Linked DNA regions of Mus musculus: all the other regions are linked to region 2. A link is a loop called in an ENCODE intact Hi-C map of the cell type or tissue named here. Cell type or tissue: heart. All regions are shown on one strand.

The links. Hi-C counts contacts between places; a loop is a spot of excess contacts. Peaks named below come from ENCODE experiments on the same cell type or tissue, not always from the same donor. Only the 100,000 strongest peaks of a DNase experiment are listed, where the experiment ranks them.
Region 1: a loop joins it to region 2, with 2.5 times the contacts of the local background. A loop is called at or near these places in 3 of 42 quality-filtered maps.
Region 3: it touches region 2 in a loop (2.1-fold over the local background); 4 of 42 quality-filtered maps call a loop at or near these places.

The regions. Positions count from the first base shown.
Region 1 is chr9:58,408,508-58,412,507 of GRCm38, reverse strand. No RefSeq gene overlaps it. Among named protein-coding and RNA genes, the nearest start is that of 1700072B07Rik, 40 kb to the right of the region's middle. In heart, no CTCF peak of the experiment used is centred here; DNase peaks (open chromatin) are centred at 727, 1,977 and 3,147; H3K27ac peaks cover 827 bases; H3K27me3 peaks cover 972 bases.
Region 2 is chr9:58,486,279-58,490,278 of GRCm38, reverse strand. Insyn1 (inhibitory synaptic factor 1) reads right to left here and starts at 1,676. Exons shown (of 3, transcript NM_176921.4): 1 at 1,040-1,676; 2 at 1-610. The coding sequence starts at 42. In heart, no CTCF peak of the experiment used is centred here; DNase peaks (open chromatin) are centred at 1,678 and 2,158; H3K4me3 peaks cover 2,677 bases; H3K27ac peaks cover 2,064 bases; H3K27me3 peaks cover 1,660 bases.
Region 3 is chr9:58,367,360-58,371,359 of GRCm38, reverse strand. It overlaps Tbc1d21 (TBC1 domain family, member 21), which reads left to right and starts at 905. Exons shown (of 11, transcript NM_028854.4): 1 at 905-1,094. The coding sequence starts at 1,035. It overlaps 1700072B07Rik (RIKEN cDNA 1700072B07 gene), which reads right to left and starts at 856. Exons shown (of 3, transcript NR_040727.1): 1 at 720-856. In heart, CTCF peaks have their summits at 1,306 and 1,512 (motif pointing right); a DNase peak (open chromatin) is centred at 1,431.

The DNA of each region.
Region 1 (4,000 bases), 78 kb after region 2:
TGCTGTGTGCAGTATTGAGAAGCCCTGGCACACAAGATAGAGTGAAGACCTAACATCTGGCCTCTATTCATGTGTCATGGCATGCATGTGCCCACACTCACACCCATGAATATACACACCACACCATACTCAGACACACACACACACACACAACCCAGGTTAAAACAGTAACAGCAATACAATCAGATCATTATCCAGGCTAGAAGCATAAGGTTGTGGGAAGTCCTAGGAAACCCCTGGATGCAGAGTGGCCATACAGGAGGCTGAAAGAGCTAACTTCTGTAGAAACTGCCAGGAACAGTAGGCTGGGGTCACATACTTCTGCTGCCTAAGGAAAAGGGGCCTAACCTTCTTCTTGTCTTCTGCAGAGCAGTGAGTGCAACCCATTGGCCGGAGCCTTGTACCAAAAAGAGCCTGAGCAATGCAGCCCTGAAGCTCCCAAGCTTTGCAAGACATTGAGAGCATGACACGTATGTGGAGAGAGGTCATGCTGACTACACCTGATGGTATTCACTGCTACTCCTTTCCGTCAGCTGCTTGCTAAGTCAAGTCACGTCGGGTGATCCCAGAAATGCCGTAGAACCTGAGACCTTTGTGCGAATGAGTGATGAACTTCTGCCTTGCTGAGCTCACTGTTTGAACTGCTGAGCCACTGTCCCGATGCACCTCTGAGAAGTGTAAGATAAGGTCTGAGAGGTGTCACTTCCAGCATGTGCAGTATTGATGTCACCAGAGGACCGATTTAGCCCAGCCATCCAGAGCAGAGAAATAGTTCACGGACAGACAAAGCAGTATTTAAAACTGCAGGAGGCCGGTGCCAATAGATCTGCTCAAGGCAGTGGGACGGAGCTGAGAGGGGTTGTGGTGCTGGGGCAGACTTCCTGGAAGAGCCATCACATTGCAGGGGATGGAGAAGAGCAAAAAGGCTTTCCAAAGAAGGTCTCTTTTCCCTCTGCACTCCAGAGCCATGTCAACTCGCCAGCCTGCTTTGCTTCCAACCTTAGCCACTGCTGGTCAGTACTGATGGCCACTTGTGGTCAGGAGAAAGAAGGCACAGGAAAACAGGGCCTTCAGGAAACCAGGACTGTGGGTGCCGTGATCGGCAGCTTGGAGGCTGGCAAGGTGGCCTGGGAGATGGGAAAGTGGGGTGAGGATGGTTTTACAAGGCAGTGCTGAGGAGAAAGTAAACACCTTCATGAAAAGGCTTGAACATTGTCTCACCCCTGCCTACTCTGCCCTGTGGCTTCTCTCCTTCAATGGTGCCTCTAGTTCACCTGTAGCCTAGGAACTAAAGACTACCCTGTGAACCTACATGCGGACCCAGGGGCTGGCCCACACTCAGCCAGCTGGTTTCTCTTGATCTGTCGCTGGTCAGAGCGGATGTTAGAATGTGCATTCAGAGACCAAGGTCAAGGTTTGATCAGTAGGATTCTTCAGGGTATGAAAATCATCCTGAGCAGGATAGAAATTAGCTCAGCATGGTGACCGACCAGCTTGTGACAAGGTTGACTTCAGCCTTGGGTCATAGCTTAACTTAGTCTGGAACAAGGTTCATCTAGGCACCAGTGCAGAGCCCAGCCTGGGGCTGGAGTCTGGGTGGTTTGATAGCAAAGGGGGCGTGAAGCAAACGCTGGCTGTGCTTGTTTGATTTCTTACAGGTTTATGCTCTGCTCAAATAACAAAGCGAAGTTTGGGGCTATGCTGATATATGTGTGATTTCTTCCTTTGAGTCACCTTTACCCTTCATTCGATTTCTGGGACCTTGTCCTTAGTCTCCCCCTCAGACCTGTGTGGAAGAGTTTGCACAGACTTCAGGGGAGCAATAAGCTGTGAGTATTCTCACAGAAGTTCAGAAAGAGCTGAAGCCAGGCGTGAGGCCAGCTGAGCAGGTGCCCAGCACATGGCAGACTGGTAGACTCCCAGATTCCTGCAGTGTGCTGGACACAAGTGCCAGGTCACCCTGAGACCCAGGGCCAGTCAGCAGTCAGGTGGACAGCCGGCTGGGCAGCAGCCAAGCCAGCACTGTTGAGTTGGGGTAGAGAGTGGGGGTGGAGACTTAGTCAGTTTGTTATTCATCGTGCCCCAGGGCAGGTGACAGCAATTTACCAGTTCTCAGTGATGGAGTAGCCAAGGAAGGGCAGGAAACCCCCTCACCCAGTCCCTCATGGGCATTCTCAGCTGTTAGAGGAAATGCAAGTTGACAGTAAGTGACAAGATTGAAAATGTAATTAAGGCAGATGGAACTAACTGGCAAGGATGAAAACCATTCCCTACGCTCTGATAGTTAAAGTGAGGTCACAGGACAGTCCTATCCTGGCTACACAACCAGCAGAGAGTACACCAGAATGAACTGTCTAATAGTGGCCAAGATCTGTGGGTGGACAGAGAGCAGCACTGAAAGAGATTTAGGTCAGATAAAAGGATGAACTCCCTAGAGATGAGAGGGGTTAAATGTTGGCACAGATATAATACCCTCTCATTTTCCCACATACACATGCATTCCCTCTGCAAGGTTATTGATAACTTGGCCATTCCAAAATCTGTGGAATAAGAAATGACTTCATCTTTAAATGAGAATATCGTCATGGTGGAAGTAGGTGGCACTCAGGCAGTAGTCAAAAGGAAGGGACTCTGGGATCCATGTGTCACAAGTCCCCAACGTCTTCCTGCTGACCAGAGCAGAGGTGCCATGCTCAAGGAGAGTGGATGTACACACGTAACCATGGAATCTCTCTAAGGGATATCTTCTTGGTCCCTCAGTTGTCCAGGAGCAGAGCAGATGTGAGCCAACAGAGGAAGCAGACAGGCTGGCTGGCCCTGGATCTTGTGTTAGAGGGAAACCCAGGGGCTGTGGCTGTGACTACAAACTGTCTGGAGCCCCACAGGAGGTGTGGTGACTGCAGTTTGGGGGTGACTCGTTTGAGAATCAGGAGTGGAGCACCAACATCTGGGCAGCCTTGCTTTGCCAACCACTGCTGAGAGCCATCCTAGCTTTGCTGAGATGGATGGCATTGGCCAGCTTTATTGGCCTCCATTCTCCATAGATCCCGTGCCAGTTCTCTGTGCTGGGCAATGGGGCAGGCTGAGTAAGTGGCTTCTTTGTGTCTGGTGAGCTCTCAGATTGGCAGGAAAGAAGAGGTTCCTATTTCAGTCCAAGGCAGTAGTCCAGTCCCCACTTACTGAGTATCTACTCTGTACAAGGAACAAGCAGGGTAACAGATCACTGTGGAGCCTAAGGATATAGTTTGTCCTTTTCTTGAGGGTAGAAACCTGCTAAGCAAGTAGACAAGAGCAAAGGCACCGTGTGGCCTTGTGCAGCAGAGCACAGGGAGGAGAAACTTAGCACAGCTGGGAGTGGTCGCTGCAAGCTACTTAGGAGAGATCTAGGACCTGAGTGTATGGGTGAGAAAGAATGGCTCAGAACTGAGAAGATGGGAGGATGGCTCAGTGGGTAAGGTTCTTGCTGTGCAAGCACAAGGACCTGCTTTTAGGGCCTCAACACTCAATAGCAAAATCCATATGTGGTAGTTCATGCCTGTAACCCCAGCTCTGGGAAGTAGAGACAGGCAGATCCTGGCAGCTCACTGGCCAGCCAATCTAGCCAAAATAGTGAATTCCAGGCTCAGTGAGAGATCCTGTCTCAAAGAATAAGATGGAGAATGTATGACACAGGAAGACATCCTAATGGCAACCTCTGGACTGCACATGTATCACACACACACACACACACACACACACACACACACACACACACACACACCAACATACATGTGCACACATACACATACCACCCACCCACATCTATAACACACACACACACACACACACACACACACACATACATGCATACATACACACACACACAATGGAATGCATCTTGGTGTGCTTAACACAGAATCCAATATTCAGAGGTGGGAAGAGTGTTGAGAAAGAGGCTTTCTGAATACCAGGACTTTACTGAGGCCAGGGAATAAAGACTAGATCCGTGATGGTTTCAGCA
Region 2 (4,000 bases):
GTCACTGGGCTGCCCGAGGTCCGGGGCACCCCGAATGTTCATCCTTCACCACGTGGCCGCAAGCCTGCCCATACTCGCCCCAGCGGGGCACACGCTTCGTCTGCCTCCACGGAGCCCCCCTCGGCCGGGCAGAGCTCCACATTTTAACGGCCCCCCAGCCTACCCTGGCCTTGGGCGGCCCTCACCCAGCCCCTGCAGCCTGCCACTCCACCTACTCGCCTCTGGGTGGGGGATGGAGCACCCAGAGGGAGACAGAGTCTGACAGGGTGGGAGGGGGGTCAAGGTGAGGACACAGGAGGGCAAGGGGAGGGGCCTTAGGGCCCAAGAACAGCTTCCAGGACTTGAAGTGCCTATGGTGTACAGAGCTGATCTTTGCCCGAATCTGGATGCGGAGGCAGGGGGATGATTCTGCAAGGACTAAGGGTAAGAGATGCCCTTGGGATGGGGGAAGGCAGCAATCCCCTCGCAACTCCTAGGCAGTTACAAAGGCAGAGGTCTCTAGATGCAGCTGAACCAGCACAGGGACGGTGATCAGGATCTTCCAGATGTGGAGGGGGCTCCAGATGTGAACAGCACTGGAGAGGGAACTGGATTGGAGGAGGGCAGCCCCCTGCAGAAAGAGCGAGCCTGGCGTCAGCCCTCCCAGGCTGCTGCACCAGCCTGCTGCTGCTGCCTCCCTCTTCTCTCTGCCTGCACCCTCCTTCCTAGCTGGAGATTTATTTATTTATTTATTTATTTATTTATTTAGTGGGGAGGGGTGGTGGAGGCAGATAGTTTTCAACACCCTTCTTCAACAGAAGAGTGGAGGAGCCCCTGTTTTAGAGGAATGAGCCCTTAGCCTCCTCTGGAGCACTCTAGCCGTGGTGCACCCCCCGCCCCCAGCCACCAACCAAGCTTGGCCAGACTGGTTTAGCACAGGGCCTCTCCAGCTCTCCAACCTTCTTTCAATGCCCACAGGGTGCCCTCCTTCCCAGAGGACCCTTTCTCCCCCAACCCCGCCTTCCCTCCGAACCCTCCGAAGCTGGACTCCCCTACTCACCAAGGGTGGGGGCAGTGGCCTTTCCTCTAAGCAGTGTCGGGGCCGAGCCACAAGACGAGGTTGGGGGGCCCCCAAGGCTCCCTAGGGCGGGCTTCTCTCTCTGGACCCTTCGGCTCCTGGCCTCAGGAAGGTCTTCCGAGCGGTGACCGGAGACATCTGGGCGGTGGGAGGGGGCGGGGCCTCCGCGCTCCGGGGAAGGGGGCAAAAAAAAAAAATCCCCAAAAATCTCCTCACCACGCTCGCCAGGCTCCCGGTCGCGAGGGTCCGGCGAGCTCGGAGGCCCCGAGGCCACAGGTGACCCGAGCCGAGGTGACACCGGTCCGGTCCAGGCGACTAAGCCAAAGTCGGAGGGCTGGGGAGGGCGCCGGGATCCCCTCAGCCCACGCCCGGCATTCCCCGGGCTCCACAGGGTTCGCGATTCTCTCTGTCCATTCTAGATGGGCAGGTCTGAGCCCCTCCGGGGTCTGTCCTGCCTTTGCCTTGCTCTGCCCTTCCCGAGCTGGCACTGCTAGGTGTCCGGGGTGTACTCAGCCGGGACCCAGAATGTCCGTGCTCCGGCCCGGGCGACGTCTGGAGCGGCCGCAGAAACCGCTCAGTCCAGCCCGGCAGTCGGCTCCATCAACGGTGGGGAAAGTCCGGATTCCTTCGCGTCTCGGGGGAGGGGAAGCAGCCGTGGCCAGGGGGACCCGGTGTCGAGCACAGCGGAGATGAGTGCACGAGGTCGGGGGGGCCTCAGCACGGCGGGGCTCAGCCGAGGAAGCAAAGGAAAGCAGAAGGGGGCGAGCGAGACGCCAGGGAGGCGATGGAGGAGGCGCGCCGGGCCCGGCCAGGCACACCGGGCGCGCAGCCTCCGCTCGGCTCCACCGCCTCCAGCGCGCTCGCTCACGGCTCCGCGCCTCGCGGCCCGGGGCGCCGGGTAGCTGCCGATGGGGCAAACGAGGCACCGGGGCTGCTCGGGCCTTTCTCCCCGGCTGCTTCGCCCTCGCCCTGCCCTGCCCTGCCCTGCCCACCCGGCTCCGCGGGCCTGGCCCGCTTACCCCGAGCGCCGCCGCGCCCCGCCGGACTGGCCGCCCGGCCGGGCGCAGGCTCCCTCAAAGGCCGCCGGGCTCGCGCGGCTCCGCTCGCCTCGGCGCTGGCAGTGAAGGGGCCGGCCCCGCGCGCCGGGAGGGAGCTTTTAAAGCGACACACACGCCTCCCAGCGCCCAGAACCGAGCGCGCGAGCCGGGGGGTCTCACCACCCTAGGGAGCGGGTTGGACTGGGCGCCAGCGGACCTGGAGGAGAACTAGCCCGGCCACTGCCCGCTGCCCTGGGCGCACAGAGGCCCAGACTTGACTCCAAGTTCCTTCACCTCCTTTTTACACAATCCCTTGACCCTCCTCCCCTCACGGTGGTGCGTCCCGGGGTTCCCCTTCTGGCTGTTACCCTCCTCTGCCATCATACCTCAAACTGTCCCAAATCTTGTGTCAGTTCAGTAAATAGAATCCAGCCAACCTTTACTGAACACCTATTGTGTGCCACGCTCTGGCCGAGAGGGAGGGCAGAGTGGGTGCTGGGCTGTTTCTGAAGGTTCTGTTCCCCTAGTTCTTCACCTAAGTTTTCAACATATTTTTGTTCTCTCTCTCTCTCTCTCTCTCTCTCTCTCTCTCTCTCTCTCTCTCCCTCCCTCCCTCCCTCCCTCCCTCCCTCCTTCCTTCCTTCCTTCCTTCCTTCCTTCCTTCCTTCCTTTTCTTTCAGGCCCTGTTGAGGAGGAAATATCGAGGAAATTTCCCCATGAGGACATTCTTGAGTAAACTGAAGGGTGGTGCATGTAGTTCTAGGAGCGTTGCTAACTTGGCAGGTATGGGGTAACTAGGAGGAAGCACAGGCCACCCCCACTCCCCCAAGTTCTTCCCAGGAATTCAACCCTTGAGCTGAATCTTAACAGAAGATTCAGTGGGAGTCCCGGTGACCGGTGACCTTGCCCTGGGGAAGGGAGGAATCTGCTTCCTAGAGGGAAGGAAGATAGGGGGAAGGAACCACTCAGGAGCAAATGTGGGGGAGGGCAAGTTTCAGTCTAAGTGGCCCTGTTGGTGCCACTGGGAAGACTGTATGAAGTGGAACAGAGAAAAACCAGATCAGGAAACAGGAGGCTGTGGACAGAAGCTTGGAATTTAGACCTGGTGGTGGTGGAGTACACCTTTAATCGCAGCACTTGGGAGGCAGACAAGTGGATCTCTGTGAGCTCGAGACCAGCCTGGTCTGCCAGAGTCAGGGCTGTTACACAGAGAAACCCTGTTTTGGAAAACAAACCAAACCAAACCAAAAAAAAAAAAAAAAAAAAAAAAGCACTTGGAATTTATCCTTTGGCAGAAGGGGCCTGTGCAGATTTGGGGGGCAGGAGGAGGAAGTCAGGTCCTATCTGCCCTCCTAAGGGACCCCACTAAACTCCCAAAAGTCAATGGTGGGTTTGAGGAGGCCACAAGCCAGGTGCTCCATTAGGAAGTCCTAACTGAGCTGAGGGAGGCCAGCAACAGGGATGTGGAGGAAGGGGTGCTCTTGGTGACATCACTTGGTGACTTCCTGAGAGACTCTGAACTTTGAGAACTAGGGGGAGGCACACTTGAGCTTCTGGTTTATAGCTTGTTGGGCTGAGTAAATGGTTGTGTGCATCTGAGCCTTCTGGGGTGAAGGGCAGAAGTCTGGGACAGGTTGAAAGAATCAGAAGGAAAATAGACCCCTGTTCATAGAAGGTCTGTGGCTTGACAGTGGTGGGCTACGACCTTTGCTTTGGCTCATGCTCAGAGAGGAGAAGATAGTAAGCAGGTTAGCTATGCAGAAGTAACATTAGCAGCATCAGGACCAGGCTGGCTGCCTAGAAGACTCTAGGACTGAGATGGGGAAGGAACATTCACAGAGGTAGGAGTAGAGCCCAGGGAGTGGAGTTGTGGGTCTGACCTAGAGAGGCTTGCCTCAGTGGTGTC
Region 3 (4,000 bases), 120 kb after region 2:
CAAGGTACAGAAAGGGGTGGGAGAGGATGGCAGTTACTCTACTTGTCTGTTTTCTTCAAGACAGGGTCTCACTATTTAGCCTTGACTGTTCTAGAACTCACTCTGTAAACCAGGCTGGCCTTGAACTCACAGAGATCTGCTGTCTCTGCCCCCTGAGTCCTGGCATTAAAGGCGTGCACCCCTACACCCTGCAGCTTCAGTTATTTCATTAAGTTATTCATCCAGTTGGTGCTCAAATCTACTGTCTTAGTTTGCCCAAGACCTTGCTCTGGGTATATAGGTAACTAAAGCAGAGGGTTGGGGAGTTGGCTCAGTGGACAAAGTGTTTGCCATGCAAACATGACTACCTGAGTGTGGATCTCCAGTCACCCTGTAAAAAGCCATGCATACAGATGTACACATCTGTAGCCTCAGTGCTGGGGACAGAAACAGGTGGATCCTTGACCAACCAGTCTAGCCAGGTTGAGTGAGAAACCCTGTTTCAAAAATAAGGTAGAGAATCTCACACACACACACACACACACCAGGAACCACTATTCAAATGCTAAATTGTGGCCTCCTATGTAGTCTTACATAAACCTACTCTTGGTCTCCAGATCAGATATACTGATTTGGTGTTTTGGAAAATCATCCCTAAACCTGAGGCTCTAACTGTAGTATTATGAGCTCTGGTACTGGTCTGGTAAAACAACAGCCAGAAATAGGAAGTTGTAGCTCACCTCCTCCAGGAAGTCCGCCCCAGCTAGCCAGCCCACTGGATCCATTAACTCAACCTCTGACACATAGCCTGTGTACACTGTAATCTGGAGAGGGGGGTGGTCTGTAGATTTACTTCCTTGGCTTCTGTGTGTGTTCCAAGGTCATTGTGATGGCAGTTCCAGGGCCTTGTGACACACATCTAGCTGGATTTGTTCAAATGTAGGGAATCAAGAGAGGTCCAGTTCATCTCTTAAAAGGAAGTCCCCTTTCCCTGGTTCCCTGATCACTAGGGAAGAGCTGGACACAGGCCACTCCCAAGGCAACAAGAGGGGAACATGACTACCCTTTCTCCAGAAAACAGCCTCTCTGCCAGGCGATCAGCCACCTTCATTCTGGTATGTTCTTTGATTTGATTTGAGAGAAGGTGTCTCTGTGCTGCCCAGGCTGGCCTTGAACTTGTGATCCTTTTGCCTCAGCTTTCTGAGTGCTGAGATTATAAGCTTATGCCACCACACCTGACATGTTCTTCATCAGTCCCAAGTGCCTGCCTCCCATAGTCCGGTTTATAGCGGGACTCTTTGTCCCTGCTGAATGGGAAGGCTGGCCATGGAACGGAGAGCAAGGGCCGCTTACCTTCAACAGCAGCCACAGGTTAGACATCTACATCCCTTTTTACCTTATTGGCGGGGGGGGCAGGACTTAGAACTCAGTATGGCTTCCTCCCCAACTGTGTCATTCTAAATTTTTTGAGTTTTAGAGTTGCAGCCTCTCACTGTTTTTCTTTGGTGCTTTTGCCAACAATTCTGGTATGTTGCCACCAGGTGGCAGTAGTGCTTCTGTTACTAGGTCCCAAGCCCAGTTAATAAACTATTCCGGTCCACCTGAGTCATGAAAATTTTCCACGCACTATTTTTCAAAATCATAACTAATTACAATGACCTTAACAAATCTCAAGACCCATTTGTCATGTGATTAATAGGGCGATATATAGAAATGCAAAACGAGCACTTGGGGTTTAAACGTTACACGTTTATTGCAGATGATCACCAAGCTTTGGATTTTTTTTCTATATTTCTCCCATTCTCCAAATTTAGAGAAGGCTAATACTAATAATAATGAATAAGCTGCCACACAGCAGTCGATGTGTACAGATGGTATTGTAAATGCTTTGTTTATAGTCACTCCTTCTCATCCCAGCCCTTTGAGATGGGATGTGATCAGGCTATTATCATTTGATGAGTGAGAAATAGATCTTGGAGACTTCAAATCCAGTCAGCTGCTCTCCAGACTCAGGCAAGCAGGCTGACCAGTCCTCCTCATCGATTCGTGAAGGCCCAAACGTGGAGCTGATTGCCAGCATCAAGGAGACCTTACTTCTCAAAGTTACCTGTAACTCCTAGTGCCCCGTTTCTCAGGGTTGATCCAGCAGATAAAGCGTGTGTGAGTTATTAAAGAGGGATGTTCGGTCTAGGGAGATGGCTCAGCACTGAAGTTCTTTTCTTGTAAACATGACGACAGAGTTTGAATCCCAGAACCCATGTGAAATGTTGGGTGGGTATGGTCATTCCCCTATAATCCCAGTCCCAGAAGGCAGAGATAAGAGGATGCCAGGGGCAAACTGACTAGGGGAATTTAGCCATATCAGTGAGCTCTAAGTTTGGTTGAGAGACCTTGCCTCATTGAGTAAGGTCAAGCAGGCAATCAAAGGTGATTCCCAGCATCAATCTCAGGCCTTCATGTGTACTCATAATATGTGCACACACGCATATCACACACACACACACACACACACACACACCACTGACAAACAAAGGGAGCTCGTAGCCCACCTGACCTGCAGATAGGGAAACTGACCTGCCTGTAGTCAATGGCTCACTGTGGCTTTTAAAGTCAAATGTTTCCCTACTTCCTGACCCCTGGCTCCTCACTCCAGCCTCAGCCATCCAGGAAACTGTTAGGAACTCGTCTCTGTAGGCTGTTTCCCCAAACTTTCAGAACCAGAAGACCCTCCAGTGATTTCAATACATTTTTCATTTAGAGTCCCGTGTCTACACATTCAGGTATTAAGAGAGAGATGGGGGCAGCTCTGGCCAGCGCGGGTGGATTCTGTCCAGCAGCTCAGGTCTCTCTGCAGTGTGGTACTTCAAGAGCCTCCTCTCTTCAGCCTGGGGAGAGGGACATTTTTGCACCCTTAGTTGCTATTTTGTAAATGCTTTTCAGACACTATCCCTTACCACTCATACGCAAGTGTGTGGCACACAAGTGTGCCTACCACACGCGGGCCAGGCGTGCGTGCATCTCCTCACATGAATATTCCTGCGACCGGCTGCTTTATATTTTCAAGGAAGATAAAATAGAGCACATGAATTGTTTACTTGGTGTTTATCTTAATCTTTCTATTATCAAAGCAGCACAGTCAAAGTAAAACATAAAATACGATTAAAAAAGGAAAAAGAGATGTTTACACTCCTTAACTTTCAAGAGAGTCCCGGTAGCTTTTTGGTTTGCTTTTGAGACTGGGTCTGATGCATCCCAGGTTGGCCTCAAGCTCACTGCATAGCTGAGAGTAACCTTGAACTTCTGGTCCTCCTGCCTCCACAGGTGTGTGGAATCGAACCAGGCATGTGGTTCTGGGGATCAAACCTGGAGCATCCAGTGTGCTAAGTGAGCACTCGACCAACTGAGCGACATCCCTAACCTCAATGACTAATTTTTTTTTCTTTAAATTTTATGCATATGGGTGTCCTGGCTGCATGGACATCTGTGCCCCACACATGTGTTTGGTGCCAAGGAGGCCAGAAAAGGGCATCAGGTGTCCTGGAACTGGAGTTACATCTGGTTGTGAGCTGCCATCTGGGTGCTAGGAATTGAACCAGGGTCCTCTGGGACAGCAGCCGGTGCTCTTAACTGATGCCATCTCTCAAGTCCCACTGTTGTTCTCAATAGAGAACGTTTTCTTGCATTTTCTTCAGTATTTTTACTATTATTTATTTAGTTGCTCTTGTTCTTGAGGTAGGGTCTCACTATGTAGCTTCATACGGCTTGGAACTTCCTATGTAGGCCATGATGTCCTTAATCTGAGAGATTCACCTGTTTCCCAGGTGCTGGGTGGGGTTACAGGCATGTGCCACTGTGCCCAACCTTCAGTCTTTTGTAAAAAATGCATATGAGCTTATGTATTACAGTTCTTATACTATGTAACAGACACAGTATACAAGAGGTATTACTGTGAACACTGATCCGGCTGGACTAGAGACCCCGAGTGTAGACGGACAGTGCTACTGTCAGACCACACAGACTA